Linked DNA regions of Homo sapiens: all the other regions are linked to region 2. A link is a loop called in an ENCODE intact Hi-C map of the cell type or tissue named here. Cell type or tissue: dorsolateral prefrontal cortex. All regions are shown on one strand. Links, peaks and the distances in the headings refer to the core of each region. The heading gives the core; the rest is flanking DNA. Region 1 has its middle 100 kb from the start of EXOC2. Region 2 overlaps FOXF2-DT (FOXF2 divergent transcript). Region 3 overlaps EXOC2 (exocyst complex component 2).

Region 1 (10,623 bases), core at 3,250-7,249, 580 kb after region 2:
ATATATAGAAGATGGATGGATAGATGATAGATAAATGGATAGAAGATGAATGGTCAGGTGATGGATATGTAGATACACAGGTGCACAGATGATGGAAGATGAATGGGTAGATGACAGATGGATAGATAGATAATGGATAGATAGGTGGATAGATATGAAATTGTAAGTGGAAAAGGCAAAGTGCAGGGCGATAGACATAGCATGATGTCATTTCTGTAAAGACAAAATTAGACTTTCTATGTGCACGGAAATGAGTCTGGAACAATATACAACAAATGGTTTCAAACTGCTAATGGTTGCTTCCTCTAGAAATTGGAATTAGGCCAGTATGCAAAACATGTTCACATTTATCTTTATATGCTTATACCTTCATGTGTATTTGAACTTTTTCAGCCTAAAGTTCCAAAAGTTACGTACCCTCCTGTAACAGCATATGATGATACTGGTCCGCGTAAGGCTTGTCTCTCACTTCATGGATGTATGGACACGTGATTGCCTTCTGTGTCCATCTGTCATCCCATTCCCTATAGCCGACTTTTCTAATGGGTTTAAAATAGATCCGTCCTCGTACTGTTTTTTTTTTTCTTTTTTTTTTAGATAGAGTCTTGCTCTATCGCCAGGCTGGAGTGCAGTAGTGCAATTTCAGCTCACTGCAATCTCTGCTTACTGCAATCTCCACCTCCCAGTTTCAAGCGATTCTCCTGCCTCAACCTCCCGAGCAGCTGGGATTACAGGAGTACCACCACACCCAGCTATTCTTTGTATTTTTAGTATAGATGGGGTTTCACCATGTTGGCCAGGCTGGTCTCGATCTCCTGACCTCATGATCCACCCACCTCGGCCTTCCAAAGTGCTGGGATTATAGGCGTGAGCCACCGCACCCAGCCATGCTGATGTATTTTTAGTTTATGTAAATGGTACTGTGTTACACACTCCATTTCTGCCTTTCAAACTCAGCACCGTGCCTTCCTGCTGTCCACACTGCAATGCCTGCAGCTTGCGGATTACCTCTAACTGCCCATGCGCTCCCTGCATGTTACCCGTCCCCTCACCCAGGAACGGATGTCTGAGTCCCCACTCCCTACCTCCTCAAACAATGTCACCAGAAAAAAAGCCTCACACCTGTTTCTGATGGAGGTAGGTGTGATTTCTTTGGTATAGGAGCCCAGGAGCAGAACTGCTGTGTAAATGAGTACATGCATATTTAATTTAACTAGGCACTGGCAGACATTTCACATTTACAAGAAAATACTAAAAAGAGCATTAATATGTTTTTAAATTAAAGAAAACACTTTAAATTTCTGGCAAAAGAAAAAAGACTTGATTTATGGAAACTTTTAAAAAAAATTAAGCTATCATTCACTCTTTACCACAAAACACTCTTGCCATATACTACAAAAATGAAAATGTTCTCTAGTGAATCACAATTTTAGAAAGAGAATATATTTCTCTTTCTCAGGGCTTCCTGTTTCCTGGTGGGGAAGGTGGTGAGAATTTGAATTCAGGTTACACCCAGTGTGACCCAGGAGAGCTCAGTTTTGGTACCCGGGGCGTTACCTGAGGACGTCGACTGGACCTAGGGGATGAGAGATTTATCCAGGTCATATGCAGTGGTGAAGAGTGCTGAATTAGAACATATTTGGCATCAGTATATGCACAATTGTCTCAAGTTGTTTTATAGTAAAAAAGCTAAATACCAGACCGGCTGGTTCGAAACCAGACACCTGGCAGCTCCAAAAAATTCAATTTTCTTCCTTAAAAAAAAAATCACACCTACAGGTATTGTATGTATGTCAACTTCCAAGTTACATTAGGGCAAGTTGTGGCACAAAGAATTGAAAAATAAAATAGAAAACAGATAATACCGCCCTGGCTGAATGCCACTGTGAGAGGAATCTTATGAAAGATTAGACAGTGTTGAAAATCACAATTGTTTTACAATTTGTAACATAAACATACTGCATAACATCCTGTGAGAAAAAATTATTTCTGTAGTTCTATTTCATGAACTTATTCATAGTTAAACTATTTCTGCTTCTGAATGGTTCCCCTAATCCTGGCTGCAAAATGTCAGTGTGTCTATTCTTTTTGCTGTCTCTGAGCATAGATTCTGTTTCTGCCAACGAGGACACCTCAGGCTGATGCCTAAAGAGGTCAGCTGACTTGCCCCAGTGCCTCAGTGACTTCGTTTTTCCTAAATCCCCTTTTCAATTAGGCTCCACGGATGGAGCTTCTTTGTCTACTTCAGGCTCAAGACAAGCATGTTCCCCTAACTCTCACCACCCGGGCGTGACGGGAGGTAGAATGTGTATGTGTGTACGTGTGTCTGCACACATTGATCTGCCTGTGTACGGTCTACATTTTCTTTCATTCACTCATTCACTCATCAACTCATTCCTTCCATGGTTTAGGCTCCACTCACTTCACAAAACCTGGAAGGCAGAATAAGAAGATGAAAGGATGCGGCCAGGCACGGTGACTCCTGCCTGTAATTCCAGCACTTTGGGAGGCCGAGGTGGGCAGATCACCTGAGCTCAGGAGTTCGAGACCAGCCTGGCCAACATGGTGAAACCCCATCTCTACTAAAAATACAAAAATTAGCCAGGCTTAGTGGTGAGCTCCTGTAATCCCAGCTACTCGGGAGGCTGAGGCAGGAGAATCCCTTGAACCCAGGAGGTGGAGGCTGCGGTAAGCCAAGATCACACCATTGCACTCCAGCCTGGACAACAAGAGCGAGACTCCATCTCAAAAAAAAAAAAAAAAAAAAAAAAAAGACAAAAGGATGCAACCAGCAATTGCCACTCAGCCTACTTCATATCAAAGATGAGCTTTATACAAACACCTATCCAACGAATCAGACACAACTTCAAGTTTCTATTTTGCCACCTCTTCATCATGATGACAGAATTCCAAGTCTCTTTCCTGTATGAACGATTAGGAATCAGAGGTTAGAACTCAAATCTAAGCATATTCTCAATTCTTAACCCATAGAGCATCATAAGCTTTTCACTGCTCAAAGAGTGAATTTTGATTACTTTTTCCTGACAAATGTATCCTGGAATCCCAGGCAGCAAGTGCCTAACGCAGATATGCTTGGAACCCTAAAGTAACAGGATATGTTTAACATGCCATCCTGCTGGCCTTATTATTAAAGGAAGCAGCCTCCTGTGGCCCTGTTCTTTGTACTAAAATGCCTTCACTGTATAGCTCTGGAGATGATGCCTCCTGATCTATGACACCGGACTTCCCGTCTCCAGAGACACTGCTCTCCATGAGCCCACAAATGTGGGTGCTTGGTCTCTAGATGAGACAGATGAGCAGTTTGTAGCCTGGACAGGGAACGAGTGCTGGGTGGTGACCTTCCCTTCCAGCCTAAGCCAACACACCCTGGCTCTTGAGATGTGAACCACTTGTTAAGGGAGTTAAATGGCCTGAGCTCCGGATGGGTGGCCCTGGACAACTAGAGAGGCAACCCTGTGTTGTAAGAGACATCAAGCTGTGACAACATGAAACGAGTTCGCCACTCAAAAGCAGTATAGCAGCCTTTAGTTCCTGGGAAAATGAGACCATGTCCTCCATGCAGAATCAGCATGATAAAAGCACTTGTCTTATTAGGTGGGAAGATGACCAGATAGCCTCAAATTACTTCCCCAGTTCCAGGATTCTACCTACAAATAGAGGATGCCCCACACATTCAAGGAGCTGAAATGTTTAACATCAGAGAAATAAGCCTCAAGAGAGATGGGCAGACATGACCGCTGCAGTCAGACTCTATGAATTAAAGAAAAGCAAACCAACACACATGCAAACACGTGAGCAAGGAAGACTGTTTCCCCAATGCTCTTGCACGTTTTCTACTGTGACACTTTCGGGGGTTTTCAACCCTCTTTTCGCATTTTTGGATACCCATAGTAAGCAATAAGACAGCGAAAAGAAAAGATCAATGCTTCACGGAGCTGAGTTAAAACTAGCAAAGTAAAAAACGTCAAGACAAATTTCACCTACCAGCATGCTGTGAGGGCTAGAGAGTATTGTGGGATTGTACAAGATTTGGGAGAACCAGACAGATGACTTTTTGTTTTGATGTCTTTAAAGTATTTATCTTGAAGAGGAAAAGAAAACAAATGTCTTAGTATGTTACAATTTTTGGCTGTATTAAAGATCCAGCGAAATGAGAGAATTCAAATGTGAACCACAAAAAAATCTTTCTTCATAAAGGGAGAGGTAAAAGAGTAGAAAGTTAATCAATTTGGAATTTTTCTCTCTCTAATTCAAAACACGTTTCTCTAAAAATGTTCCTATGTCTGAAAAATACATATCACTACTTTTCTAAATTTAAAAATGCTGGTTTAAAAAGTAAAGGGGCACAGTTAAGCTATGTATTTATTAAATATATATGAATCTGACTGCTTGCTAGATCATTTATTACATATAAAGTTCCAATTTGGGAAATTCTTATAAGTTTAATTAGGTCTTTTTAATAAAAAACTAATTTTATTAAAACCTTAAAATGTAAGTAATGTTTTATTCAGACTTCCAAATTCAAGTAATTTAGCAAAAGGTTCAAACATCTGCTTCCAAAGCAAGCTTAGCAAAAGTTAGACAAGAAAATTGTTTCTCCATCCTCACTCAGATAACATGTAAATGTACAGAGCTTGCTGGAAATGAACTGGAAGGCTCCTAGGTTTCCAGTAAGTCACAAATAAGCAAACAGCCTGAGAAGAGTCAATGGAATTTGTAGATCTAAAACAGCACCTTAGGGAGAAAGCTCAGCCCCACATTTTACAAACAGGAAAAATGAATGGAGAAAGGTTAAGCACCTGCCCAGCGGCAGCTTGCAGGCCCCTGGCGGAGTCGGGCTCGGAGCCTGGAGCTCCACACCTTCTGAGGGCCGTCCTTTTCCAAGGATCTTCTCCTGGTTGACTGCTGTCCCTTCCAGAGCTCCCAATAAACTGTTTGGGGTAAATTAATCTATCTTTATTTGAAGTGAAGTCATTGACAAAAACGTAAATCATTAAGACATATTGTAATTTATGATCCCCAAACCCATCAACACTCATAGGCAGATAAACCTGGAGATTTCCACATACAGATTTCTAAAGTGCCGTATGTGTGAAGCCATTGTTGAAACAGTTCTAGTGAGATGTCGTTTTTATAATACGCAATTCACTTAAAGCGTTCAATTCAGTGACTTTTAGTATATTGACAGAGTCGTGCATCCATCACCACAATCAATTTCAGAATATTTATTACCCAAAAGAAGCCCTAAGCCCCTCAGCCATCACCTCCATTCAAACCTCCTTTCCACCTAGCCCCCAGCCCTGGGCACCCACTACCCCCATCCCCATCGACTTGCCTCTTCAGGACATTTTGTATAAATGGGAACATACAATATATGTGGCCTTTGTAACTGATCCAAGTCATTTTTTAAAGACCTAAAACAAGCATTTATTCAAATCTATATTCTTTTTTATTTTTCAGTAATCTAGCTGACTTTTCAGTGAGTTCAAACTTCATGTTTCCCAGTTTTGAAGATGTGGTTGTAATGTTGTCCTCGGGAGCGGATAAACGTTTGGCTGTACTGGAAGGTGCTCTCTGAAAAGAAATGAACTGTTCCACAGCCATTGTGTATGCTTTTGTGACCCCTGCTGGCAGGATGTAATAGTGTGCTTTCAAAATCAGTTCCTTGAAATGCTTTTCCTATCTTAAATTTTAAAATAATGAATAGAGCACGTGACTATTAATGGGTATAAAATGTAATTAAAGTTGGTTGCTATGTGTATGTATCCTGTTCTTTTCCTAGAAATTATAAAGCTGCAGGCTGTTCCTAAAGCTGTTGTTAAAACCCTGTCCAAAGTGCTACTTACTTAACACTTTCCATTTTTCACAAGGAAAATGCTTAATCTGATAGCATTTCATCTCAATCCTAACAAAACCATAAAATCTGAAAGCTGTTTTATTACTGTTTAGAAGAATAAAATGCATGAGATGAAGATTTTATTAAAACAATGTGTGAAGGCTACTAAGAGAAAAAAGAAATATAAAAATACAAAACATGTATAAATAACAATAAAGTCCCTCTGAGGCTTAGAGGCTTGTGAAAATTATTTTTAGTACAATTATTTAACATATCTATTGCTCTTTGAGTATTTCTCAATTTTAAAGTGGGTTTAAAATTGAAACTTTGATATTTACTAGTTTTTCCTAATCTTAAATTTCCTATTTTAATTTAAAATAGAGGAGACAGAAAAAGAAAATAAATTCATAAATAGTTTTCTATGCCCTTCATAATACAACAGATTAGTGCTTCCAGTTTTATAAACATTAAAATTATTTCTGCTTTGTTAATAAGATTCCATAATCCTAGAACTAGTGCTTTAAAAAATCTATGCTTAAAATTATCCGTAGAGATTTAACTGTTTTTTAAAACCATTGTCACCAGAAATGGTTTTTATCTTGCAGAAACTTTGAGAACTCTTCAAAAGCGAATGTTTGATTTAACACACATTACTGTTAATTTATTTCCTGGTTAAAAAAAGAAAAAAGAAGAAGAAATAACATTTACAGCAGATACATGAGTTTATTTTATTAGCCCTTCAGTTATTTTACAATTATTTGTATGTTCTGGGTAAGTTTACACAGAGCACCTTGTGCTATTTTATGGAGATTTTAAAACATATTCATGTACCTCCTAAGGCAAAAAAAAAAAGTGTTTAATCAGTTTATGTATACATAAATAAACTTTTTGAGTTAAAGGATTCAAATTGGGTTACCGTACTCATTTTTATGTTTTTAATAAAATGTCAAAGCAGAAATGTATAGATAAGATATGGATAACAAATCATTGCTTTCTGAAATGCAGAGTTTACATGTTTATGTGTGTATGTGGTTATAAACATAGGCAACACACAATGAGGAAAGAAACTTTTCCTTGGATCTGCACGTCAGTAAGGCTTTGGCTTTGAAGGCTGACAAAGAATAACCAGGATCAGAAAGCACATCTAGGAACTTCGAACCTGGAGATCTGATCTGCTGTTAGAAGCAAGAAGGAAGGGATGAGGTAGTCTTCATTCAGCATTGGAGAAGAGAGCAAATCGTTTTCAGGATTATCAGAACTCATGTGGTCTATGGAAAACTGAAATGAAGGAGGACCTATATGGATTATTACTCCCATATTTAGTATGTTTCAATACTCACGATTGCAGGTACCTCTGCAGAATGTACAGATTCACACATCTTAATATTTAAAAAAAATTCTGAGTAAGAGTCCCTCTTCTTTATCATTACCTGGAAGATTAATCCAAGCTTTGCTTCTTAAATAAAACAGCTTTAATTTCTCATATATTTCAAACCTATGTAGACTATTAGCTTCCCTCATTTTTTGTATTTTTTTAAACATTCACTTAATTGTAGGTGACCTTTCTCCTTCTGATATTGGATCCTACTTTTACCTCGTTGAAAAGTCAAAGAGAAACATAAAACATAGGCAAAATGTGTCATAAGCATTTCTTACTTGTTTTTTACAATTTGTAAGCAGTTAGCTCAACCCATTTTTCCTATCCAAAGAAAAGGAATACAAAATTGGAGAATCATTTACTCTCTTGGCCTGGTGAGGCTAAATGATAGTTTCTAGTTGTAAGGGGCTAATGAGAATGGAAGACCTTGTCTTAAAGGAGTTCTACCTTTTCTCAGAAAGTGGCCAATTACCGTTTACGGCCCCAGCACTCTTTGATACTAATCAGTTAATTCAGTCTCCTGGCCCTCAGATATATTGGTGTTTACTCTATTAAGCAGCACACATTTCAATACGGTGAAACACATGTTTGGCTGAAATCGGATCCTTCTGCTCATCAGCTCCCCTATGCAGAGGTTAGGAAGACAAGACAAAAGACTGTTGGCAACAAACACAGCCAAATTAAGAGCAGTTTCCAAGTGCATTTCCTTAAAGCAGTAGGGATGTTAGAAATCGGTAGGGGAGAGTTTTTGGTGAAGCAAGTTTAAAAGAGACAGACTCCGGCGGAACATCTGGCAGCATGTGCCCCCCTTCAAGCCCCCACCCTCCTGCGGCTGGCCAGCCGTGTGCTCCAGCGATAGCCCCAATATAATTTCATTGCAGCAGGAAATCTGGAGCCACATCCTGACACTGACAAGGTAATGAGGCACTGCCAGACGCAGTGAGAGTCTCTTGTATCTGCACTGGGGTTTTATGGTTGCAGCTTCCATTTATTATCAGTCTAGATTTGTTACCTGCTTCTATGTCTTGGACAGGAATCCATCACTAGGAGCATTGAAACAGGGATGCTGAAACAGATGGCAGTCTAAGCATGTCTCCACTCTGGGGGGCTGTGTTCCCAGGGGTAACTGGGGAGATTCCTAACGTGGTCGTGATTAAATCTCCCGTTTTATACAATAGACATTTTTGCATTTTGTACTGAACTGATGAAATATGTGAAGGTGATATTTCATGAAAACCCTCTAAGAATATTTAAAATTTATCTTATATGCACATGAATTTAAAAGCCTTGTATGCCATTACAATCACATATATTAAGAAACCTATTTTTTACTACAAAATGCAAAGTTCGAACCTCAAAGTTTCATTATCTTACTCTTTCCTCTCTATGGCACCAGAGGATTGGGGACTGACAATACTTCAGGCAATAGGTCCAATGCAGGGCTCAGAGACTTCTCCTCCCTGCTGTCCCCTTAACAGATAAATAACATGTGAAGGAAAGGACCTTTGAAAAAGAAAACTCCTTGAGGCTGGTGCAGAGGCTCCCGTGAAGATGTCATCCTCAGGCAGATTAAACCATCATCTCCTAAAATCGGATCTACCCACTTTGAGACTCGCTGGACTTGCAGGGTCATCTCAGCACCGCCCCCAACCCCGTGCCTGTCCAGTGGATCACCCACCCCCAATTGTACACAGTTTCCCAAAGAAAGGAGGGTTATCATAGAGGAACACAAATAAAGCCACCATCCCAAAAACCATTTGGCAACTGCCTGCATTCAGTGGGCATCTAATCAAATCTGCTACTAATTTGTGAAAAAGTCCAGTTATTGGGGCATATAAACCCAGAACCTTATCATTACATTCTGTTTACACACTCCAGGTCATGAATGCACCTCACAAATTCATGCTACATGCGTCCTACACATATAATAAATAATCCTCTAACTATATGAATTGATGTGCACATATATGCAAAAACTGATGCAATTTATTCATTTCAGTTTTGTTAAAAGTCACAAAATAATTTAGAAATACCATTTTTAAAGAAAATAAGCAGCATATGACCAGATGTAAGGGTCCAGAGATATTCTAAAGTAAACTATGGGAGGTAAACATTGAATAAACTCTTTCTATTAAATAAACTAATACATGAACAAAAAATGGAATATGAGTAATGGGCAAAATATTTAAGTAAATGTTACCCATAAAAGGCTTTCAAACTTCGTATTAACTCCTAGATTCTATGATCTACAAATGCCTCATTTTTAAGTGGTAAAACTTACAAATGAAATACAAAAAAAAAAAAATAAGTGAGAAAGAAATTACATCAGTTGCCATTGGTGCCATTTTAACAGCGGAGTTGAAATTGAATGTCATTTATTACACACGTGCTGGCGCTCCTTAAGCCTGTGCGGAGGACTAAAACGCCCCGCAGGGATGCTCCGATCGGGATGTGGTGGTGGGAAAATAAAACCCCTGTTTCCAGCCGTCGACCATCCTGTGGCATGAAACTCCTGGAGCGAATCTTGCTTTTGCGTTTCTATGCACAGCGTTGCCTTGGTTTACATTAGTTCTTTGTCTGCATCTCACAGTCTGTTTATTCTTCCATTTCTCCTCTGAAGCAGAGTTGGGACATTTGCGAGAGCAGAGCGTGGGGTCAGGCACTTGTGCTTGGTTTGGGTCTGGAAGGAGATGCCTGCTGAGGCGCTGGCCTGGGGCTGGGAGCCTTTGGAAGGAGGCAGGATGGAGGAGTCCGACGGCTTCTCAGCTTCTCCTGTTCTTCCCCGGCTTCCTGGTGAGCCTTCTTTATTTGGTGAGAAGTGAAATTTCAGACAGAACTTCAGGCACATATTAAAATGTACGTACAGAAACAAATCCCAAAAAGCCAAATATAAATACGTTTGGGATCATAATTATTTTGGATTGTTACCGTGATTTCTTTTCTTGTCTTGGTTAAGAAATAAAGAGATAATGTGCTGCAATGGATGAAAACAGACAGATTTTCCTCGTAACTTATTTTTCTTTCCAAGAAAATAAAATATCGTAAGTGGGCACATTGTTCAGGAACGCCGCACTTCCTTCCCGAAATGAAAACAAATTACTGTCTCCTCATTGTACCATGACCAAGCCTCTGTCAAGAGCTTTCAGAATGTGTCTTCTCTCCAAAGCCTGTTGGTGAAATCCACACTGTTTCAAATACTACAGTATTTCTGGTGGTTTTGAGTGAGGCTGTGACCATTTCCATGGTAACCCTCAGCCTTTCTGTCACTACCAATTTGCTGAGAGGAACTGAAATGAGCTGAAACTTCCACGTCAGCCCTCAGCGAAAGCAGATCAATGCACCCGCCTGAACCGGAGAATGACAAAGCACGACAAGGGTCGGGAAGAGC
Region 2 (10,623 bases), core at 2,849-6,848:
AGCCCAGGGGAGAAGCTTGTGGGGGAAAAGGACAATTATCTCATTTGTAGGTGGGGGCGGTGGGCAACGGGCTTTGGAAACATTCAGTACTCATTGTCACTTAGCCATGGACTCTCTCTGATTCTCTGTGCCTGAAAATTATATGTATTTGGATCTCAGGGAATACAGATCCAACTTGTTAAGAGCAGGCCTTAAAAGGTTTTAGGACCCGGAGACTGAAGAATAAAAGGCGCTAACCTTAAAATCCAGGCAGGACCAGTGATAACCTTCTATACTAGTAGCTCCCAGTTTTGGGGTTATGGGGTCATCCTCTGAGAATACGATGGAAGCTATGGAGCCAGTTTCCAGAAAAATACTTCCAACTTGCCTGAGATTTTAGGAAGTCCACAGGTACTCATTAAAACAAACAAGGAAACAAGCAAAAAACCCCAGATTCTTTTAGCTTCTACCAATTCAGCTGGTTAAATTATGAGGGATTTTTTTAAAAGGCTCCTTTCTCCATCCAAGCAACAGCAGTATCCATTTTACCTAAACTCTAAACTTGCAAGAAATCCCACTTAGAGTGTGGTGAGTGTTATGAGGGCCGGCCAGGTCGTGGGAAGGCAGTGGACATTGGAGAGCAGTTAGGGCCAGGAGGCGGTCAGCTGACTGGAAGCCTTCCCTCTCTGTAGGGGTCTGCATACTGCCCCTGTAGACCCTGAACTCCAGAAAGATAAGCAGCTTGGGGGCCTTCTTAAGTTATATCAGCAGGAAGGCTCCTCTCCAAAACTCTTTCTTGGATACCCCACTTCTGCTTCTGGAAACTATTCTCATGGCATAGACCACCACCACGTCTACAGTGACTAAACCCTGCATCTGTTTGTTACAGACCTCGCAGGTACCATCTTGTCACCCACCAAGTGGCCCAGGTATCATCATCCTCCTTTTGAGGTGAGGAAACTAAGGCTCAGAGACTGGGTGACTGGCTACAAGTCACGCTGGGGCAAGTGACAAAGCTGGCCAGCAGCCTGGGCCTGGAACTCCAAAGTCAGTGTTCCTTCCACTGCATTACAGCAAAGCCTCTCTGAGCTTTGTTTTAATCACTGATATATACAAATCTCTTGAGTAAGAATGTATGTGATAGCAAATTATGTCAATTTCTGTATCCCTGGGAGGAATACCTTAATTTCTGGTTAGCAGACAGGGTTTAAAAGGAAAGCTGTGTTTGTCTCTGAAACAGAGCCTTGCTTAGGATGGCTCCCCCACCCCCCTACTGGGGTTCCTTCTTATGGGGGTGAGCTCTTCACTCACTTTCACTCCCTATAAATAACATGAATCTTGACATTTTTTTTCTTACGGGAAGGGAAGGTATGGTTCATATAAATGAGTCTAGATCAGCCCAGGCAGTCCTTGGTTAACCAAAACTATGCAGCCTCCGCCGCGATGGGTCCTCTCTCCATCCCGCTTTGGTTGACTGTCCCGTCTGGGCTGCGGGTTCCTTTCCCCTCCAACCCTTTAGGTCCCACCCCTGCCCCAGCGCAAGGGAATGTAAACTTCAACAAGCTTGGGTTTCTCCGATTTTGTTCTGTAATCGGCGTTTTATTCTAGGAAATCTCCTCATTATTGCGGTTTAAATTCTGTGTTCTTAGCATGCTTCCTCTGCTTCGTGGGTTTCACATGAAATGGCTTAGACTAAACCAGTCACCGACAGGAGAGACGCATCCGCACCGCACTGTTTGCGGCCATCTAAGACGCACCCCTCCCTGCCTTCCGCCTGGGCCCGGGAGGAGGGAAGCCTCTTCCCAATTCAAAATGAGACTGACCCCTGTTTTCGCTCTGTATTTAGGCGCAAAGTTAAGTCGTGTAGAGGATTCTCGAACTCCTGCGAGGCCTTTCTAAATGTGGACGGCGAGAACTCAGTGCTGGGGCCTGGGGGTGTCAGCGTGATTGAGGAAATGCTGGAAGAGCACCAGCCTGCACGCTGCAGAGGCCTCTTTAGAAACTTCACATAACAGCAGAAGATGCGGACGGGAACAGCAATAGGAGGACGCGCGGAGGCGGGGGTTGGAGAGAGCAAGGTGGCCGGGAGTGGGAATTTCACACCTCTCCTGGAGTCTGCTCTCCTTCCTAGGTCCAGAAACCCCCAGACCTCCGGGCCTGAACACCAGCCACCCAGTTCCCAGTGTTTATTTGGATAGAGTCTTCCGCTCTCCAAAGGCTTGTGTCCCGGTCAGGGCTCTTTTTATAGCCACCTTCATGAGAGATCTCCCAGTAGCCCCAGATCTCCTGGCCTGGGCGGTGGGCACGACTCGATGACCCACTGGCCAGGTCTGAGGGTGCTTGAAGGGGGAAAAAGGGGTCCAATCTACGAGACCCTCAAGCGAAGACCGGCCTCACCCCATTTCCGCACTTCCCAAATTGCCGGGCGCGGGTCCCCTCGGTTGCGAGACCAAAACCTTGGGATGATCCCAGGAGCCAGCCCAGCGGCCTGCAGGCCCCGATCCCAGTGCGCAGGCCGCGGTACCAGGCGGAGCACCTCTTCGACTTCGCCTACAGCCCGCTGCGTTTAGGGGTGGCGAGTTGCGGGGTTGCGGGGAGTGAGTGGAGAGCAGAGGCGGCCCGCTTTGTCCAAAAGGCAGAGAGAAGGGGCTTAGGTTGGAACAGAGTCGGTCTGCGTCTCCCAACGGGGGAAGAAGGGGGGGCACCCAGCGGCTAAAGAAAATAAGTCAGGAAGCCTGTACCGCAAGTATTCCTGGAAGCAAGTGTGGGTGCCGGTGGCCCTCAGCATGTTAACTTTTCGCCCACTGATGCTGCTGGAAGGGACGTCCCCATGCTTTAGGTCGCAGGACAGAGCTTGCAGATGCCTTGGAAACCGGTAGGAGCCAAGCTGCGTCCTGGGAGACCCCCGAGCTCTGCACACCTTCCCTCCGCCCTCCCGGCTGTGGCAACGCTCGGGGGTCGTTTAGGGGTCCGCGTGCCTTTTGCTCCGCGGCCCCCGGCCTCGGATCCCCTCCTCCCGCCCGCCTTCCCAGGCTGGGGAGAAAGATGGCTAGGCCGCGCACACACGCTGGGCAGGGTTGGAGGGGCCGCGGGGCCCACCCAGGAGGCGCCCGCGGGGCCTGAAGAGGTCACTCCGGGCACTGCACGCGGGAGGGTGCGCGCCGAGGGCTACGGAAGACACCAGCCAAAGGCGCCCGGAGGTCGCCAGGCCGCGCCTGCGATGCCCTCCAACCGAGACCAGAGGCTGGCCGGCTGCGGCCGCGCGGGGAAGCGCCCTGGAGGTCCCAACCCAGCCCGGGCAGGGCTTTCTTCTCCCGTCTGGCTGGTCTCCTCCCCGCTGCCCTCCCTTCCCCCAAATAAATAAATATTTCCGAGGGCGGCGAACTCGGCGGGGCGCCGGGTCCTGAGCGCCTGGGCGATAGATGAACTTCCTGGCGCATCAAAACTCCCCTCTCGTCCTCCCCGCCGAGCTCAGGATATGGGGCGCGCTCGCTTCTCTTCAGAAAAGGAAACGTAGCTCTTCCAAAAATATAAATCAGCTCTGACGTCCAAATATTTCTTTTGTCCTCCAGCATCCTCTGTGGGGATAAATAAAACGTGCTCGGCGCCCAGAGGCCGACTAGGGACCTCAGGGCGCCCCGACGCCGCCTCCGAGAAGCTGCTTTGGGGAGCCCCCCAACCCCACCCCTCCCCGCAGCCTGGCCAAAGGCCCCGGGCCCCGGATGCGGCCTGACCTTCGGGCGGGCTGCGGCGGCGGGAGGGAGGGACACAAGCCCTCCGCGGAACCCCGGCGGCCTGCGAAGGCGAAAGGCGCCCGAGGCCGACCCAGTCGGGGAGGGGAGCTCGTTCGCGATGGGCCAAGAGAGGCCGGGGAAGCTCCGGGCGCGCCCTAGATGAGTTTGGGCCCCCAGGCTGCCTCTCCAGGCCGAGCTGTGCCAGGGAACCTACGCCCCCTCCCCTTCATTTCCGTCGGAGTTTCTGACCCCAGGGCAGCCTCCTCCTCGTGGGGACCCAGAGTAGTTCAAGTTTGGAGCACGGAGGGCCCCGACTGCGTCTTTTCCCAGCCGAGGCTGAGGCCGAGGCTGCTGCTCCTCCAGAAGCCAGTCGGCTTTGCGGCCTCAGAGGACACCACTGGCCTGGGGCGTGGCCCTCGAGGCTCTCCGCCCGTCAGACCTGGGGTCGGCTTGAGCCAGGTGACCCTTTCCAGCACCCCTGCCTCCCAACTCCCGCCTCCACCTTGGGGGAGGTGGACAGGTTTTCTGTAGCGGCTTGGAAATCTATGCCAAGGTAAACCACATGCACGAGGGTGGTTGAGATGCAGGGTTCTACAGGGGCTGAAGGGAGATCCTCCTAGGGGAGCACGGTGGCTGGAGGCGTGTCCGCACCTCCACTCCCCTTCCTGCTCCCCTGACTCCAAGGCGCTGAGAGCCCACGGGCCTTTCTGCTGCCCTCCTTTCCCAAGAAATCGCCCCATGGCACCCACGCGGCCAGTCTGCAAGGCTTTGGGGGTCAAACGGCCCAGGCAAGGAGAAATCTCCATCTGCTCAGGGGGAGCTCATCCTCCCCTCACGCCCTGTGCCCCACACCGAGGACTGTGTTCCAGGCCTGGGGCCTCGGGGCTGCGCGGCGGGGGCTGGTCTCCAGCCGCCCCTTCTCTCCAGGGGGGTCTTTATTGATGAGCTGCCTCGAAAACCCCCACCCAGAACGTCCCAGAAGGGTTTAGACAATCCATCACCCACCACTTCAAGGATGCTTCCTCCCTTTCAAACACAATCCTCGCACACCAGACGGGCTGCGGTGGGGAGGGGCGCGCACTTGAAAAGAGAACAGCTACATAATCAACGTCAAAGCCGTCCCGCAACCTTTCGGAAACAGGGACTTGGGCCAAAAATCCCTCAGGATGATTTACGGGGGCCCCCTCGCCCTCTCCGCCTGCCTCCACGTGACTCTGGCCCGCGCCCGCACGGCAGCCGCACACCCTGCCCCGTGCCAGGCAGCCCCGGGCCCCTCCGCGGGGAGTTCGTGTTTTAGGAGAAAGTGCTTTTTTCTCTTGGGGCCCGGGGGAAAAGGGGTCTCGGCCTGGCCAGAGAGTGCTTTGGTGGCTTGGTCGCGGTATCCTCGTGGGTGAACTGCGAAGGCCGGGCCTGGCCTCTTGGAGTCGTCCCACGCAAGTCACCTTCCCTCCCGCCAGAGCCCCGGGATTGCGCGGTGCGGGCTGCGCCTCCCTCTCCCCTCCGCGCTGCGCCTCCCTCTCCCCTCCGCGCTGCGCCTCCCTCTCCCCTCCGCGCTGCGCCTCCCTCTCCCCTCCGCGCGGGAGCGGGAAGAAGCCGCAGTTCCTCCGGCTTCCGCGGGGTGGCGCCAGGCTCTCGGGAATCGCGGCCCGCGGGGCTGCCCGGCGCGGCCGTCACCTGCTCGCGGCTCCCGGCGCCCCGCGACCCGTGGCCCCGCAACCCCTGCAGCCGAGGCCGGCCGGTGTGTGACCCGCAGGCGGGCAGGCTTCTGCAGCATCGCCTGTCTCGCGCTCGGCTGGCCCGCTTAGGGCACGTCCCGCGTTCCCGCCCTACCCTACCCGGACCCGCAAGAAGAGGGGGCAGCCGAGTCGCGCGTGGGCACCTCTCCGCGGGACGCAAGCGTCTTTAGGCTTTGCTGAAGAAACGATCATTCAGTTCCGTTATTTGGTTCTCTGAAGCAAGGGACGGGGGCTCTGTGTCTTCATTTGTAAGTTGTCCCGGAGCTCCTGGAGGTGCCCTGCGGTTTGGTGGAAAACAAGCAAATCAACAAATCATCCCACCCGCCCGCCCTTGGAGAAGCTGGATTCGGCCGACTCTGCGCGGCGTCAGCATTCTGTCCCTGAGGAAGTACCTCGTCTTTCGGTGGCTACAGGGACAGAAAGACAGCGATTTTTAAAAATTGTGATTTTTCATTTCTTTTAGCTTCTTAAGAACACCCTTGCAGCTGTCTAAACTCGTCCTGGTAGAAGTCTGCAAGACAGGAAGGAGCTTGAGGGGTCGTTGTGGGGCCGGCTTGATACAAAGGGGAGGCACCAGGTGGATCGGGGCGTCTCAGCCGGGGCTGCAGGATCTTTTTATATTTGTTATTACGAAAAAAGTTTCATAGTATACCAACGTGGAGCGAGTATACGCTCTCATACGCCCATCACCTACATGTAACAGTTACCAAGGTTTTGCCACACTTGCTTCATTCATCTTTCTGTTTTCATTTCTTGCTGAAATATTTTAGAGGAAATCTAGACATCATGTTTTAAAAGCGCACTTTGTAACTCCTCTCCACATCTCCGGTTCTAGCTCTCATACCTAAGATTACATTTTGGCATATGCACGCACACCTTCCCATGAGGAATTTCAAAATAGGGCTGAGACATTGTTGTGGATGTGTATTTTACAAACAGAACTCTCCATTTCCCCAGGTGACTTACAGCTCTGAGTTTCTTGGCTTTCTTCTGGCTGCTGGATCTCCAGAAAGGCTGGCAAATGTTCCCTCCCCCACTCTCACTGCAGGCCGGGTACACGCAGTGGCTGTAAACGGTGAAAAGGAGTGCTGTTTCCTTCAGTCACCAGAGTTAATCCCAGGATGCCTTCCATATATGCCCGACAACATAATGTATCACAAGAGCACGTGTCCTTTGAAAATATCTGCAGGTATGCATTGTCCATGTGCACCGTACAACAGTTTCCAAATCATTTTTTTCCTGACAGTGGCTAGCTGTGGAAGAATTTTTCATATCATCTGAAAGTGCCTGAGGGAGAATTTCAGACTAGGCTGGAGAGGTGAAGGAGTCATGGGGAGTGGACCACGGAGCATGGGAGATAAGTTTGGCTTTATATCCAGCCCCCTGCCCCGAGGACTCCGTACACATATTTCACAAATAGTTGTTTATTGATTTATTTGTTGTTTTTGCCCCCCAACAATCCATGTTGTGCTCTTAGCATTTCCCTCACCCCCAACGCCACCCTGCACAGATGAGTGGCGATGCGGTGGTCACATTGCCCTCGTTTACAGTCTGAGAAGTGCACCTGCTCCTGATTACCTTAAGTCACTTAATAATGTTTCTGGGCTTGTTTCTGTTTTATGGTAAAATGGGGATCAGGAAAACAAAAGTAAGAAAAAATGATGCCCCCTCCCACAGTTATTATAAAGGTGAAATAACGGTTATAAAAAGGTATTAACATTCTGACATACACACATTTATAGTTATTTTTGGTTCAATCCAATAAAAACACTTTAGTTTTAAGGCACCCTCTAAGTTTCACGGTACTTGGGATCTCTCATTCCCTGGGTAATCTCTCATAGGCGGATTTGGGTTTGTCTTTAATGAGGAAAATATGGGTCCATTGTCTACAAGTGTGAGCCTGCCTATGAGGACCGGGGTCCCTGGTCTCCGGGTGTTTTCGGGCTGTGGGTTGGTTCTCTAGGGCTCCACTGCAAAGAGGGAGCTCTGGGAGAGGGAGAAGGAGAGGGGATGTTTCCCTTGGTTGGACCTCGAGGTTGGTTCCTCCAGGTATATCAGATTCCTTTGCAGCACTGGGGGTCCAGCCACAGACAGCCGGTCTGCATTCGAGGAGTCTTCTGCCCCCGAAATCCCATCCGGCAGAACGTGAAAGTGCAGTGGAAAGAAAACTCGACTGCGCAGCTCGCAAGGGCGCCTCGCGGGTTCCTAGCGGACGTGGCCGACCGCAAAGCCGCCACCGCGTTTGCTTATTTCAGGCGGGACTTTCTTTCTCTCCATCCTATGTTCCCTTTGCAAAAGATGCAGGCTCTGGGCCGCCCTGTGGGAGGCGGCGGGACAGCGGAGGACCCTCACCTTCCACGCGCGCCACAGCGTGGCAGGAGCCCGGCGGCCGGCGACTGTCTTCCCCCCGAGTACGCCAGGACACCAGGGGGCCCGGCACCCCTACTCTACCCTGTAGGCTCGCAGCCTGGCTCTGAAAGTGGAACCTGCAGTATGAAATACTAAGCACGTCAACGCTTTTCCCAGTTCATTTTTTTTTTTCTGTGCTTTCCACCCTCCCTCCTGCTCCAGAATACCCTGCACTTACCACCTACGTGATCTGGAACAAGTTACTTTGTTTCTGCACCTCGGTTTTTTGACTTCTACGATTGGGATCATTATAATGCCTAACAGTGTTGCTGGGAGGATTAAACGAATTAATACAAGCCAAGCTCTTAGAACCGCGTGCGGCACGTGGGAAGCGCTCTATAAACGTCGGCCCTGAAACTGACGGTGCAGAGTCCTCTGAACTCGGTCCCGCGTGGGCCGGCGCGCCCCTACGGCTTTCCCCGGGGTGGTTTCGGCCGTGGCCCGCAGAGCTTGGGGAGAATTGGGTCCCTGCGCCTGTCCCAGCCCCAACCAAACTCCTGTGCTTTCAGGATTTGGTTAAGAATTGAGTTAGGCACGGAGCAGGGAGAAAGTACGAAAAGTCGGGGCAGGACCCCGGAGCCGCCGGCTTAAGCCGGGAGCGCGGCGGAGCGAAGCAGGTGCACGCGGGCTGGAGCGCGTGGCTGCCGCGGCGCCGGCCGCAGCCGGGGTCCTGAGTGCTGTCGCCTGTCTAGTTCTCCAAGAGGGGCCTGGTGGGCGGTGTCGGACTCAGCGCTGCTTCTCCAGGCCCCGGCCGCGCCACCCCCGCCGGCTCCATGCCCCGAATTGCTGGGGGTGCGGAGTGCTTTCTGCAGCTGGGCGCAGTGGCGACCCCGGTGTGGGAGAACGCCTTCCGCGAGGGGTGGCACCGAGGGCGGCGTCTAGAAGCTGCAGGTGGAAAGCAGGGAGGCAATTTCTGTTTTAGCGTCTTCTCTTCCATGTCCGACCCTTAGCCAGGTTCTTCCCCGGGTGGGACTTGTCTCCAAATTTTGCTTGGAAAAAGCAGGCGGTAAACGGTCGCGTTTCGGCGGTCGTCTTTTGCTTCGAGGCCGGCGCGGGCCTCTCCAGGACTCGCGAGGCGGCACAGGGCAGGGAAGGGCAGGCTGACCTCACCGTGGGCGAGACCGGCCCCGGCAGCGGCGGCCGCCGGGCGCGAGGCGCGAAACCTCAGGCAGCGCAGCCGCCGCCGGGCACCGCGGGCTTGGACGGCCTTCAGAAAGGGGTCCGGACGCGGCCGCTCCGCCGAGCGAGGAGGGCGGAGAGGGAGGGGAAGTGACCTCTTGAACCTCATCAAACGCAAATGTTATAAGAAGCTTGTTAAGGAAAGAAAAGCGGAAGGGCAGGGAAATGGAGAAACGTGGAGTCCACCTGAGGCTTGAATGGCCTTTTTAGAGTTCCAGGCCCCTGGGATTTGCAGACTTCTCTGCGGTAGACCGACTATTGGTGATGGACTTTGCATTTTCCCGCAGGAGGGTGAAGCTGCCGGCCGACTTCCTCCAATATGCATATTTTACATATATAAACACCTTTGCAGTTTTATAGCCATTTAAATAAACCATTCACATAAACTCTTAACTCTTAAAACGATCCGCACAAAATAGCTTTTATCTCAGATCATTTTCACTCTTCTTTTAATTACTGGCTTTTGTAGCTTGGGTTTTACCTCCAGGCTGGTGGCCAAAGTGTTTTTACGTCCAACTAGGCCGTCTCTTCTACGGTACCTTAGTACCGCAGTAACTTTCCCTATCAACATGGACACAGACTAGAGTCAACCTTTAATTTTCTCAGTTGGATGGGTAATCTATTTTTGGGAGAAGCAAATGTCCCCTTCGTTTGGTCCTTGTTGGTTCTTCGTTAGCGAGGGAGAATGCCGGTGGGGCCTTCAGCAGCAGCATCCTAACAGTGTTGCAGCGGTGACTAGTTTTTGGCTTTAAAAAAGACAGACCCGTCGGGCGCGGTGGCTCACGCCTGTAATCCCGGCACTTTGGGAGGCCGAGGCGGGCGGATCACGAGGTCAGGGGTTCGAGAGCAGCCTGGCAACACAGTGAAACCCCGTCTCTACTAAAAACACAAAAATTAGCCAGCATGGTGGCGCGCGCCTGTAATCCCAGCTACTCGTGAGGCTGAGGCAGGAGAATCGCTTGAATCCGGGAGGCGGAGGTTGTGGTGATCCGAGATGCCACCACTGCACTCCAGCCTGGGCAACAGAGAGAGACTCCGTCTCGAAAAATAAACAAATAAATAAATATAAATAAAAAAATAAAAAAGACTGACTTGCTTGATGAGCCAGATATTCACCTATTTAGTCTTCAAGTCTCTAGACCTATTATAAAATATGTCAAGCACCTGAGAAGCTGTGAGCGGTTACCATATGTCAGCTTTTCATTCAGCAGAAGGGGAGGGGGGCTCCTAAAGTTTTTTTTCTCCCTTGAAAGGGAAGGCTGTTTGGGGACCCGAAAATATAAACAAAACCTCCAGAAACCCATGTTTTGGAACAAAATGGGTGTGGAAAGCTAAGCAGGCCAGTTGGGCAGACAGGATTTGGGGATGGAGGCTGAGGGAGGCAGGGGACTCTGTAGAACCTGTGGGTAGCCGTGCCTGTCTGAGTGAGGGGACAGAATGACAGTCTGTGCTGGTGGCAGAGAAAGGGACAAGCGAAAGAGGCAAGGAGTGGCAGATTCTCTTTAGGAGAATTTTCCATCTGGAAAGAAGGTTTATGCATCCATCACCCATCTCTGGTAAGATGCTTGGTGTAGGTGGAAGGGCGT
Region 3 (10,623 bases), core at 2,708-6,707, 760 kb after region 2:
TGTTTTAGTAACTTTTATAATTAGTGCCTTTCTACTTAAACAATTCACCTAATGTGTTAATCGCAGCTAATTTATCTTCTGGCCTTAGTGCTTCTGCTTATGGAATTGTATACTGAGTATTGCTCTGTAAACTCTTACCAAAAGTGACAAATTAGCACTGTTAATACTTTAACCATGGTTTTAGTTTAGGGTTTTCTAGGAATGGGGAAAATTCTCCAATAATCTCTCTATATATAATCTTCAAGCCTACTCTTGAAGATCATTAGTTTCATTTTCACCTGCTGGGGTTTGCCCCTGGCTGAGGGGAAGTAGCATGTTTGTCTTGGGAAAGTAGCACGTGTTGAAAAAGTCTGGGGCTTAGCAGCTTCACGTGAGCTTTGACTGTTCTAGGTAACATCTTTGAAACATTTTTGCAGTATGGGTCATTCTAGAGCCGTTTAAGGATTCCAGTGCCTCCAAAATTAAGAGTTCAAAGATTGAGAAGGTTTAGAAAATAATGGTAACAGTTGGGTATTTATTTGAGCACAGTTTTAAGCATGAATAGACTTGCAGTTGATAGTAAGCCCCTTATGGGTGCTTCAAGGCTCTGGAAAGCCAGTCTCTTTCCAACCTGCCTGAGAAGTGTGGAGCAGGAGGCCCTCTGAGCTGCTCTTCATAACCAAGAGCCAGTTTTATACATGGGCAAAAGGAATATGGAGATATACAAAATATATTTAGTATGAGACTTGGACAAAATTATCAGTTAGGGTTCATTCAGACGTTTACTATCATAAACGTGATTTCTTCAACTTCTGTTTTGGTGTTTACCCCCACCCCTGTTCTCTCTACCTCCCCACACCTTCTCAGCCTTTGAATCTCTTTATTATTCCTGTTGCTGCTGCCCACAGTGTGGTTTGGCCTGAACTGCGTCTAACAGCAGTGTTCCTAATAAGTGTCAGGTTAATTATTTGATGAGATTGGTAATGGCAGTGAAGAATAATGGCACTGAAAGTACTTAGCTTTCTTAAAATGTTCTTTTCTTCTCTGAGAGGTAGTTTGATTTTGTGTGGGGCAAAACTCTCTCAATTTGAACTTGGGCTGTGCCACTTACTAGCAATATGACATTGAGTAAGTTACTTAGATTCCTTTTGCCTCAGTTTCCTCAGGTGTACAATGCAGTACCTGTTCCTTAGGGTCGATGCGAGGAATCAGGAAGTGAGGAGGTAAACAACTTGGAGCATAGCAAGTGCCTCACAAGTGTTCATCCTTACAGGATTCTTTGCTCTTCTTGGATATATACTATTCATTGTTCTGCCACATAGGAAAAGTTTTTGTTTAATGACTTAAGATTCCAGGGTACTAAAGTGTTTTAAAATTTTAAAATAACATTATGTACATTTATCCAATAAGTACTTCAGTGGGAATAAAATTAACAGATTTTGATGTTACTGTACAGATTGTTACTTAAGTTTCAGAAATATTTGCTCAGCCATGGGATAAAGTAAAATATTAAAGGATAATTTTTGAAAAAGGGAAAATCATGATTCTTATACAAATATAAAATAAATAGATGTCAGAGCTTTTATTTAACTCATAATTAAGGAAAGAACCAATAAGATGTTAAATCCAGCCCAAAGGAAAGTCCAGAGGGGAGACATACGCAATGAGAAATGCCGAAAGATGCAAGACCGTCACTCCGTCTCGGAGGAGCCAGTGGTATCCTCACCTGATGTGCATTTCTGTGGACAGGAATCCCTGGCATCGCCATTAGCCCTCCACAAGCCAGCTCTGTCTTTCTAATAGAGACTCAGAATAGCCAATGATCAGAGAAAGGCGCGGATCCTGTAGCATCAGGGAACACGGGGAGGGCCCTTTAGGCCGTGAACAGACATCCAGTCATCCTTCTGTCCGTCTGAAAGTGTTTGGCAAAAGACTTTCAAAAGAAAGAGAGGCTAGATGTAGAGATTCCAGGAAGCAAGAAAATGAAAGATGAAAGTAAGAATAGGTGTAGAAACCAAGAGAAGATAATGCTTTTGGCCAGAAAAATGCTTTTCCAGGCTTCTTTTTTTTTTTTTTTTTTTTTGGATACTGTCAAGAAAGCTGTGTTTATCTTACTGAATTCTTTGACCTCTGTTAGATAAATCTTGTTTTAGAGAAAGATAAAAGGAAGGAAAGGCAGACTGTAGAATGTTGATGTGGGTTTTATTTTGCTGATTTACTTACTATTTTTCAGATGAAGGCTTTGGTAGAGGATGGTATTGTACTCAGGTCAGGATCCCTACTGTCTTTTAGTTCTGTTTATTAATGTCATTTGGGGCTTTTAAAAAAATAATTAAAAACCTAGAGAGCACCTACTTTTTGAAAATGTCAGTATTGAAGGAATAATAGGGTTTTAGTATTATTTGTTTGTGGAAACATACTTAAAAAAGTTTGCGGCCGGGCGTGGTGGCTCACGCCTGTAATCCCAGCACTTTGAGAGGCCGAGGCGGGCGGATCACTTGAGGTCAGGAGTTTGAGACCAGCCTGGCCAACGTGGTGAAACCCCGTCTCTACTAAAAATACAAAAAATTAGCTGGGCGTGGTGGCAGGCGCATGTAATCTCAGCTACTTGGGAGGCTGAGGCAGGAGAATCACTTGAACTCAGGAGGTGGAAGTTGCAGTGAGCAGAGGTCGGGTCACTGCACTTCAACCTGGGTGACAGAGTGAGAGTCTGTCTCAAAAAAAAAAAGGTTTGAAGAATTTGTGAGTGCTGTGGTCCTAGTGAGTTATCAGATTGCAGTGGGGAGGCAGCCTTCAGGAGAGAAGTCAGTTTGTGGTGATAAATTCTCGACAGCTGACGGTCTAGCGTGCACACTGGGAACGTGAGGGGCCCTGCGTGTGGTGTCCGGTTCAGCTGAAGATGGCAAAGCCAGTGAGAGTAACACAGTACGGTTGCCTTGTGGCTCTTTGGGGTGAGTCAGAGTTTAATAAATATTTTACCGGTGGACCCAGGCTGCATGCTTTTTTCTTTCAGCCTGCAAGTTTAACAACGTGGCATTTGTTGGCTGTCTTTGACTGTTAAGACCCTTCATATTCCTAAATTTTTAACTGATGTTTTTGCACACAGAGTGTCATGATACTTATAAAAATGTTACTAATTGCTCAGAAAAAATAACTTCACTTTGAATTGAGACTAGGATTTGCTTGTAAAAAGTCTATATTTCTGCTTTACGATGGCAGTTGTCACAAATATATGTGGTCTTTGCATGACTTCAGTTGTAATGCTGACAAACTATTTAAACCAAAAAGGAAGGTAAAAACAGGTTCATGTTAAGTAAGAACCTTTGCTAGGCTTTGTTTCTTGAAATCAATACTCAATTGCCTAACAAGAGGGTATTTATGGGTAATGTGTAGGAGACGGTCTGTATATGGGCGCAGGGGCAGAAATCAGGAGCTTTGTACTGTTTTTATATGATCTCAACTGTTTTTGTGACTTATTACCTGGGAATGGCTGTCTAGAAGAGTCAGTTGTTGCACCACTAGTGTCTGTTTTATTTCTACATGGGTGTTATGGGCGATGCAAACCTGATTTTCTTCGAATCGGCCTGGCTTCAAACAGAAAGAAAAGACCAATTTCAATTTTCCCACCACATTTAGAAGACTGTATTTTAAAAGAGGAAAACTGACGGCAAATTAATTCTTAATATGAGTGCAGAAGAAAAGAGCCTTAGGTGACTTTACCTTTAGAACTTGTGTAAAAATAGATGGGCAATGAGAACGCCTTCAAGTCCAGAAACTGGGTCAGACAAAAAAAAAAAAAAAAAAAAAAGAACGGAAACAAACTTATAATACGTAATACAACAGAGTGTAAACAATGTTGGTAAAAATTGAAAGCTACGAGAGATATGTGTAGCATGCACACAAAGAACTAGCAATGCCCACTTTCACTGTTGGCCTCCCCCCTCCGTCTTCCATCCGCCAAATCAAGAAAGTGTGTTCTCTTTGCCGCAAGCGCGGAATAACACCGCTGCAGCCAGGCCTCACTGTGTGTGGGGTGGCTGGGGCTGTCTCAGAAGGAGGCCCATTGATTTGCATGCTGCATGGGTCATTGCTGCAGAGAGTCCTCATACTGGAAAGCAAGTGCTGAAGTGTGAAGAACGTGCCTGTTTGTGTCTCTTCGCTCAGTCCACAGGCCTGTGTCTTCTCCTGGCTTGGGGCTAGCTGTTTTTTAGAAGGTTTAAATCTGACCTTACACTGCCATCTAATGGAAAACATATCTGTTCAGGGTGGCAGGAATTGTCCGTGACTGAAACTGTGTGTTTCGATTCCTCGATGAAAACATTTCGTGAGTTTACACAGTAGGGTCTCTGTCACTTTCAGTCCTAACTCTGTGCTAGTGGATTTAAAATGCAGGCTTGGTTTGAAGTACTCAGAGCGTATGTTGCTTTTTCTGATGTGTCTGAGCCGGGACTTCACTTGGAAATGTAGAATCCGAAATCCAGTTATTCTGAACAAACGTAAGAGTTTTTACTCCGTGCTTCATTAGCTGTGTTGATATACTACCTCTTCCTTTCCTGTTACTGTTATTAAGGGCATTAGCAATTCTCTTCATTTGAAAGCAGCTCCCCTTTCGCACTCTCCTGCATTGTCATCTTTACGGATTTGTAGTTGTGATCGTATTTCCCACCTAAAACCCTCTGGTTCTCTGTTTGACAGTAGAAGTACCAGGTTCAAATCTCGACTGTTTACATATAACCTCTCAGAGGCCATTTCCTCATCTGGAACATGGAAATATTTAACTCAGTTATTGTCATGGGAATCAAATAATACTTAGGAAATTAGTCTGTAAGATATAAATAAGTATAAATAATAAAAATAATAGCAAATAACATTTTTGAGCATTTATCATGTGTCAGAAACTGCTAGGCTTCCACAAGCATTATCTACTCTGATCTTCAAAACATTCCTAAGAGGAAGGTATGGTGATCCATTCATAATGGAATAACTTCTCGAGATTATACAGGTGGATTGAGCAAACATCGAGATTGAACCCAGAGCCTGTGCTCTTAGCCACTGCTTATTACTGCTGCTTCCCGTTGGGAATACTGAGATGAGCCACCTGTACTTTTGCAGCTGTGTTACCCATGGAGCTTCATGGACTCTGGCATTGGTATTCATTTTTTGTTTTTTCTAACTCATTTATTTCACATTTTTGAGGTGTTTGCATAAAAGATCAGTATATTTAGGCATATATTTTGCAATAGAATATGGAATCAGGATGCCTTCACCTGCAATTAAGATTGATTTAAACAAAAATAAAATCTACTTTTTCATAATATACAATATTCATTGATGGCAGACTCCAAAGGTTGGTTGAGTCAGTCATGTCACCAAGATGTGAGGAGCCTGGGTTTGCTGGCTGTTCTGTTGCCCTTAGCATAAAACACATTTCCTTAGCAATTGTGGTTGAAACTGGACATAATGATGTTCTCAGGCAGAAAGATGGTGTCTCTTCTTGGTTTCCCTTCTTGAAAGTATGGAGACCTTTCCCAGATGTGCTCCAACAGACCTTCCTCCGACATCACTGTTCAAAAACAAGTTTATCCAATCAAGAGCAGGGGGAATATGACAAGCGCGGTTGGCTTATGGTGGTTGATCTCTCCCCAGTTAAGGGGCAATTGGGGGGCTGTGTTTCAGCAGAGAGGGTCCAGGGTGATTGGTGGGTCATAGCCAACAGTGTCCACTAGAAACAGGCTCTGTGTGTCCGGGCAAGGTTAGTCCTGGCCTTAATGGTGTGATTTGGGGAAGATTATTTGACATCTGTGTTAGAATTTCACCATCTTGAAAATAATGTCTGTCTTGTTCTTGTAAGGCTGATTTCTGCTATAAGTCTCAATACATGTCTTCCAATTAAGATCAGTGAAAGAGTTTTAATGTCTTCAGTAAGAACTCTCAGAATAATCAGCTCCGTCTTAGGGGAGGTGGTATTTTGACCAAGAGATGTAGTGCTTTTCAAATTGTACCTGGCCCAGTTCAGGGGCCTGAAGGAACGACGCATCCGGGTAGGGGTGCTGGCGGGTGGGTGGGGCTCGAATCTCAGAATCCAGCTCCAGGGGCTTGGGCCTCCCTGCTCACTCCAATGCAGAAGCCAAGTCTCAGGCTCTGCCACCCGTGTCCTCCCAGCGGCCTGTGGTGCACGGGATGTTCATGGCTGAAGAGCTGGGAGTGCAGGGCCAGTGGGGACCTCACCAGACCCACTGCTTTCTGGCCAGGGGCCCCACTGCTAGGGACTGGCTAGACCCATCCCTGCTCCTTCTGAGGATGAGGGAGGGAGGGACTCCTGGGGGTAGGAGAGTTTCTTAAAATCTTAACAGTCCCTCTCCTGGAGCCCTCCACTAGACATCAGGCCTTTATGTTATGATATAACTGAGAGCAGTTTAGATTTGTAAAAATAACAATTTAGTAATGCATTGTAAGTGAGATGTTACCAGAGTTTAAGTATCAGGGGAATTTTAAAAATGGAGTACAGAATGGAAAGCTCTGAGCTGCTGGTTTACATTGTTCAGTACCATCAGTACCACCAATTTAAGCATTGTAACTGTTTAGGACAGAGCCTTTTCTGTATGTGCTGTGTACATTCTGTTTTTTAAAACATTTTTTATTTTGGCTAAACACGTGGAGTATGACGTAGCTGCCAGACCCATGGGGACTGTGTGTTCTTAGCCGTTTCTCCAGGGCATGCAGCTGCTGTATTTTTGAGTTTTGTGTCTGCATTTTATACTTTCTTGCGTTACTTGCTACCATTGTGTCACAGATCCTTTCTTCACATCATCAGCTCTTAACGCTAGCAACTGCCGTTCATTCCCTGTTCGATTATGGGCAGAGAAACACCGAGGCACAGCGCAGCACCATGGGCGTGGGGGAGGGGCACAGAAGCTGTTTGACTTCTCAGCCTTCTTTCGTTTCTTTTTTCTCAGCTGTGTCCTTAGGTTACTTGGACTTGATCCCTGCTGGATGAGGATGTCTTGTACTTAAATCAGGTGTGAAGACTGTTGTTAGTAGGAACTTAGTTGATACCAGTAGCGCATTTTGATTCTGTTCAGACCATTTAACTCTCTGACCAAGTGAAGTGTGAGACACCACATTGAATGGCCGTGTCTAGAAGGAAGGTCGACAGAAACATGGTCTGCAGCCACCATGACTTCTGCCCGCGATGACACGCCTTACTAATTGGTCATGTCATTCTTTCTAGCTGAGTTGAGACAAAGCCCGTGATCCCTCACACAGTGCTCCAGGCAGATGCTGCCTGCCGGTTAGAGCAGGACTGCAGAAGGAGGCACTTCTGGGTCACTTAGCCGGGGTTCAGCATGTCACAGCTTAGCCTAAGCCTCCACTCAGTCTCTATATTCCCCCAAAGCTCTAACTTGGAGGCATGGGGTGCAGATAAATAAAGTGAGAAAAACTTCCAAAGGTGAAAGGATTTTCTTACTAAGTAAAGTATGAGAACCAGCATGAAGAATCCAAACCAAAATAAACTTCTAAAAACTCAAAGTTCTCCACCTCCCTCCCAGAGACTGCTGACCGGTGAAAAGGACCAGCAAGTAATGAATGCCACATGCATGTATCGGGAGGATTCAGACTATAAATCTTTTAACTCGTGAAGCTAGTGAGAAAAGATGCACGATCGACTCAGTCTCGGTGGAAGTGGTGCCACCTCCCAAAATCTCATCTGTCTTCTTTTCTGTTATCATCATTCTAAGCAAGGCATCCCCCACCCAGTCAAAAAAGGAACATAGTGAAGAAGGACAGTGTTACCGAATGTGAATGGGACGCCCTGTCCTGGCTGAGATGCTCACGCAGTAGGCATTAGACTTTGGAGTGAGTGGCGTCTCGCTGTGCAGGGTTGATAGAGGAACTCCTCGAGATCTGGTTTTGCAGCTCACATTCCCTGTTCTTCTAGGGACCACAGAGGGAGAGGATGTGTAGAGAGGCAAGGAGGGTTTGTGCAGAGATATCTGTGGGGAGAGCTGGGGTAGGCCATGAAGTGGGAGGATGCAGAGCATGTGACCGTCTTCACTGAGGCCTGGTGAGTGGGACCTCCAGGTGACAGTGTTCCCTGCAGCTGTGAGACACAGAGCCTGCATGGACAGTAGAGGTGGCTGCATTTTAGGGGTGTTCTCCATGTCCAGGTGTGCAAGCACCTTGCTAGAGAGAGTGGGCTCCAGGCCATTGGAAGTTGTGCCTATGGGCACTGGTCACCTGAACGTGGAGGGGCTCCAGCAGGGAGTGTCTGCGGTAAGACTGAGACCACTGGAGGCTGAGGAGTGGCAATAGGAAGCAGATGCATCCATGAGTCATGGCTGGAGGAGTCCTCCAGAGCCCTTTAGGGAACCCGTGAAAATGCCCCCAAGACTCAAGTAGGTTCGAATACCTGGCAGGCAGAGAGCACAGACCACCTATGGCAGTACCAGGCACAGGCCCCGAAGGACATTCCATTCTTGTCTCTCTGTCCATCCCACCCTTAACCTCTACGAGAGAGCTGCCATTTTTCCCCCAAACGAGTAAGCAGCCTATTAACTATTGACCTTGGCTGGGAAGAGGGAAGAAAAAAATGTTACCTTTGGGTGAAGTTGGAGTGTGGATCACGAACTAAGCTGCCTAATTTCTGAATTGAGGCTGTGTTTGTAATGAGGAGACAGCAAGACTCTCCCAGAGAATACCAAAGTCATCGGACCTACCCACATTAAAATTCTTTTGGGGTAGGAGTGTTTTCCCCACTGCGTAACTGTTAAAGAGATACTACCCTATCAAATGATCTGTGTCTGGTTTATACCTTATGAGTTGGGCTTGTCCAGTGTTTTGGGGTAGGGGACACATCTTAGAGGGGGCGGCAAATCAGACGAACAAAGTAAACCCCAAGATGGTGGAGACCAACATGCGAGACAGTATAGTCCCTTTGAGGCTGCCGAAGCGTCAGGTTTCATGCCTAGAGTGGCAGAAATGAGCCCTGAGGGACAAGCAGATTCAGTTCATAGACATGCTTGGATTTCATCCTGCAAATGGGGCAGGGGGCGCCAGCAAAGGCTGCCACGTTGTGAGCCTCGGTGGGTACATCTGGCATCCCAGCATGGAACCTGATCTATTGTCGATACTTGATTAATAGTCGAACGAATATATAAATGAATTGATCCAGAAGTCAGTCTTAAACATGTAGGCAAGATGAGGGAGCAGCAGATTATGTATATACCCTGTTGTTATCACAAGCTTTTCTTAAAGTCATTCTAGACATGGACGCAAATGTGAGTGCTTTGTGATTAGATGTGGTTTTATTAGTACTTTGATGATTTCTTAGTATGTCTTAAAACAACTTTCATCTAGGTTTTAACAAAAATCATTTTAACAAAGTGATTTAATATTTTAGAATTTCACTGTATTCAAATTTTGATTTTTATACATTGAATGGGGATTGATGTCATATTTTGATAGGTTTAATAAAACTGTCAACTCAGCCAGATGTCTTAATCCTCTTTAAACCTTATATTCTTTTATTGATGTAATTTCTGTATTTCAACTAGTTTCCTATCTTTTCTATATAAAATCAAAGTTTAAGTGATAGAAAAATCAGCCATGATGTGGGAAATATATTTTGTACATATATACAAACATGTTCTGGGTAATGTATGATTAATATGTATTGTTGTAATGGTTAGTATTCATATGTGTTATACTGGATACTTAGTGATACCTTTTCCATTTTTGTCATAATAACCATTGAAATATATTTTAAACGTTTTTTCCCCTCAGAAGTAAATTTTCGCAGAAGGACTTAGAAATGCTATTCCATGGAATGAGTGCTGATTTTACAAGTGAGAATTTCTCAGCAGCCTGGTATCTTATAGAGAATCACTCAAACACCAGGTTAGTGGATATGGGACTGTCAACTGTGAAGGGTTTCACTCAGATGCTAAAGATGGAATTACACGGTAACTCGAGTTTTAGGTCTGGCTCTGCATACAGTTACATGGTTTTAGGTCTGCGAGCTCTTTGACTTTGCGTTTACCCGTGAACATCTCAGGGTGTCTGTTTCCCTGTTTGTGCAATGGGATGATTCTTTAGAGGTCTCTCATTTCCTACTGTCATTTTATGTTCAATATATTTCATTATTGATGCAGGTTATTAAAAATTTATGGAGCCTTAGCTGGGGACTTAAACTGACATGTATGAATGTGATCTCTCCCTACTCAAATAACATAAAAATTTTAAGTTCTGGGGTAAAACATGGAACACACTGCCTTCTCTGACCATAGGGCAAAGGAAGATGAGTTGGTTTATCATCATGTAAGGACCTGGCTTAAAATTAGCAAAAAAGTAGACAAGGTCATATATCCAATTTGAAGGTTCCCTTCTGTCTTCTAATTACATTTTACTCTGTACAAGAGCAAGTTTGTAGCTTATTTGCAAGATTGATTTAAAATAATTATATTCAGCAAAAAATGTTTGGATAAATCAATGGTTTATTGCTTAAAACTTAAATTATTGATAAATTAGTGTGTTAAAATATACCTTAATATAAATGTTTCATTCATTTATTAGGGTGAAAAGCATTACTAGAAAACATCAGGAAAAGTTGGCATTTTAATACACAGGATAAATTTAACCTGATTG

What was found. Peaks named below come from ENCODE experiments on the same cell type or tissue, not always from the same donor. Only the 100,000 strongest peaks of a DNase experiment are listed, where the experiment ranks them.
Region 1: a loop joins it to region 2, with 17 times the contacts of the local background. A loop is called at or near these places in 93 of 110 quality-filtered maps.
Region 3: a loop joins it to region 2, with 3 times the contacts of the local background. A loop is called at or near these places in 6 of 110 quality-filtered maps.

The regions. Positions count from the first base shown.
Region 1 is chr6:792,714-803,336 of GRCh38, reverse strand. No RefSeq gene overlaps it. Among named protein-coding and RNA genes, the nearest start is that of EXOC2, 100 kb to the right of the region's middle. In dorsolateral prefrontal cortex, for the core only: CTCF peaks have their summits at 5,446 and 5,649 (motif pointing left); no DNase peak of the experiment used is centred there; H3K27me3 peaks cover 359 bases.
Region 2 is chr6:1,376,701-1,387,323 of GRCh38, reverse strand. All of the region lies in intron 1 of FOXF2-DT (FOXF2 divergent transcript), which reads left to right. Among named protein-coding and RNA genes, the nearest start is that of FOXF2-DT, 7.4 kb to the left of the region's middle. RefSeq lists enhancers at 1,995-2,774, 2,775-3,554, 8,750-9,263 and silencers at 5,227-5,276, 5,387-5,486. In dorsolateral prefrontal cortex, for the core only: CTCF peaks have their summits at 5,120 and 5,324 (motif pointing right); a DNase peak (open chromatin) is centred at 5,323; H3K4me3 peaks cover 3,185 bases; H3K27ac peaks cover 3,326 bases; H3K27me3 peaks cover 4,000 bases.
Region 3 is chr6:618,683-629,305 of GRCh38, reverse strand. It overlaps EXOC2 (exocyst complex component 2), which reads left to right. Exons shown (of 28, transcript NM_018303.6): 5 at 9,763-9,876. Among named protein-coding and RNA genes, the nearest start is that of HUS1B, 33 kb to the left of the region's middle. In dorsolateral prefrontal cortex, for the core only: a CTCF peak has its summit at 4,222 (motif pointing left); no DNase peak of the experiment used is centred there; H3K4me3 peaks cover 551 bases.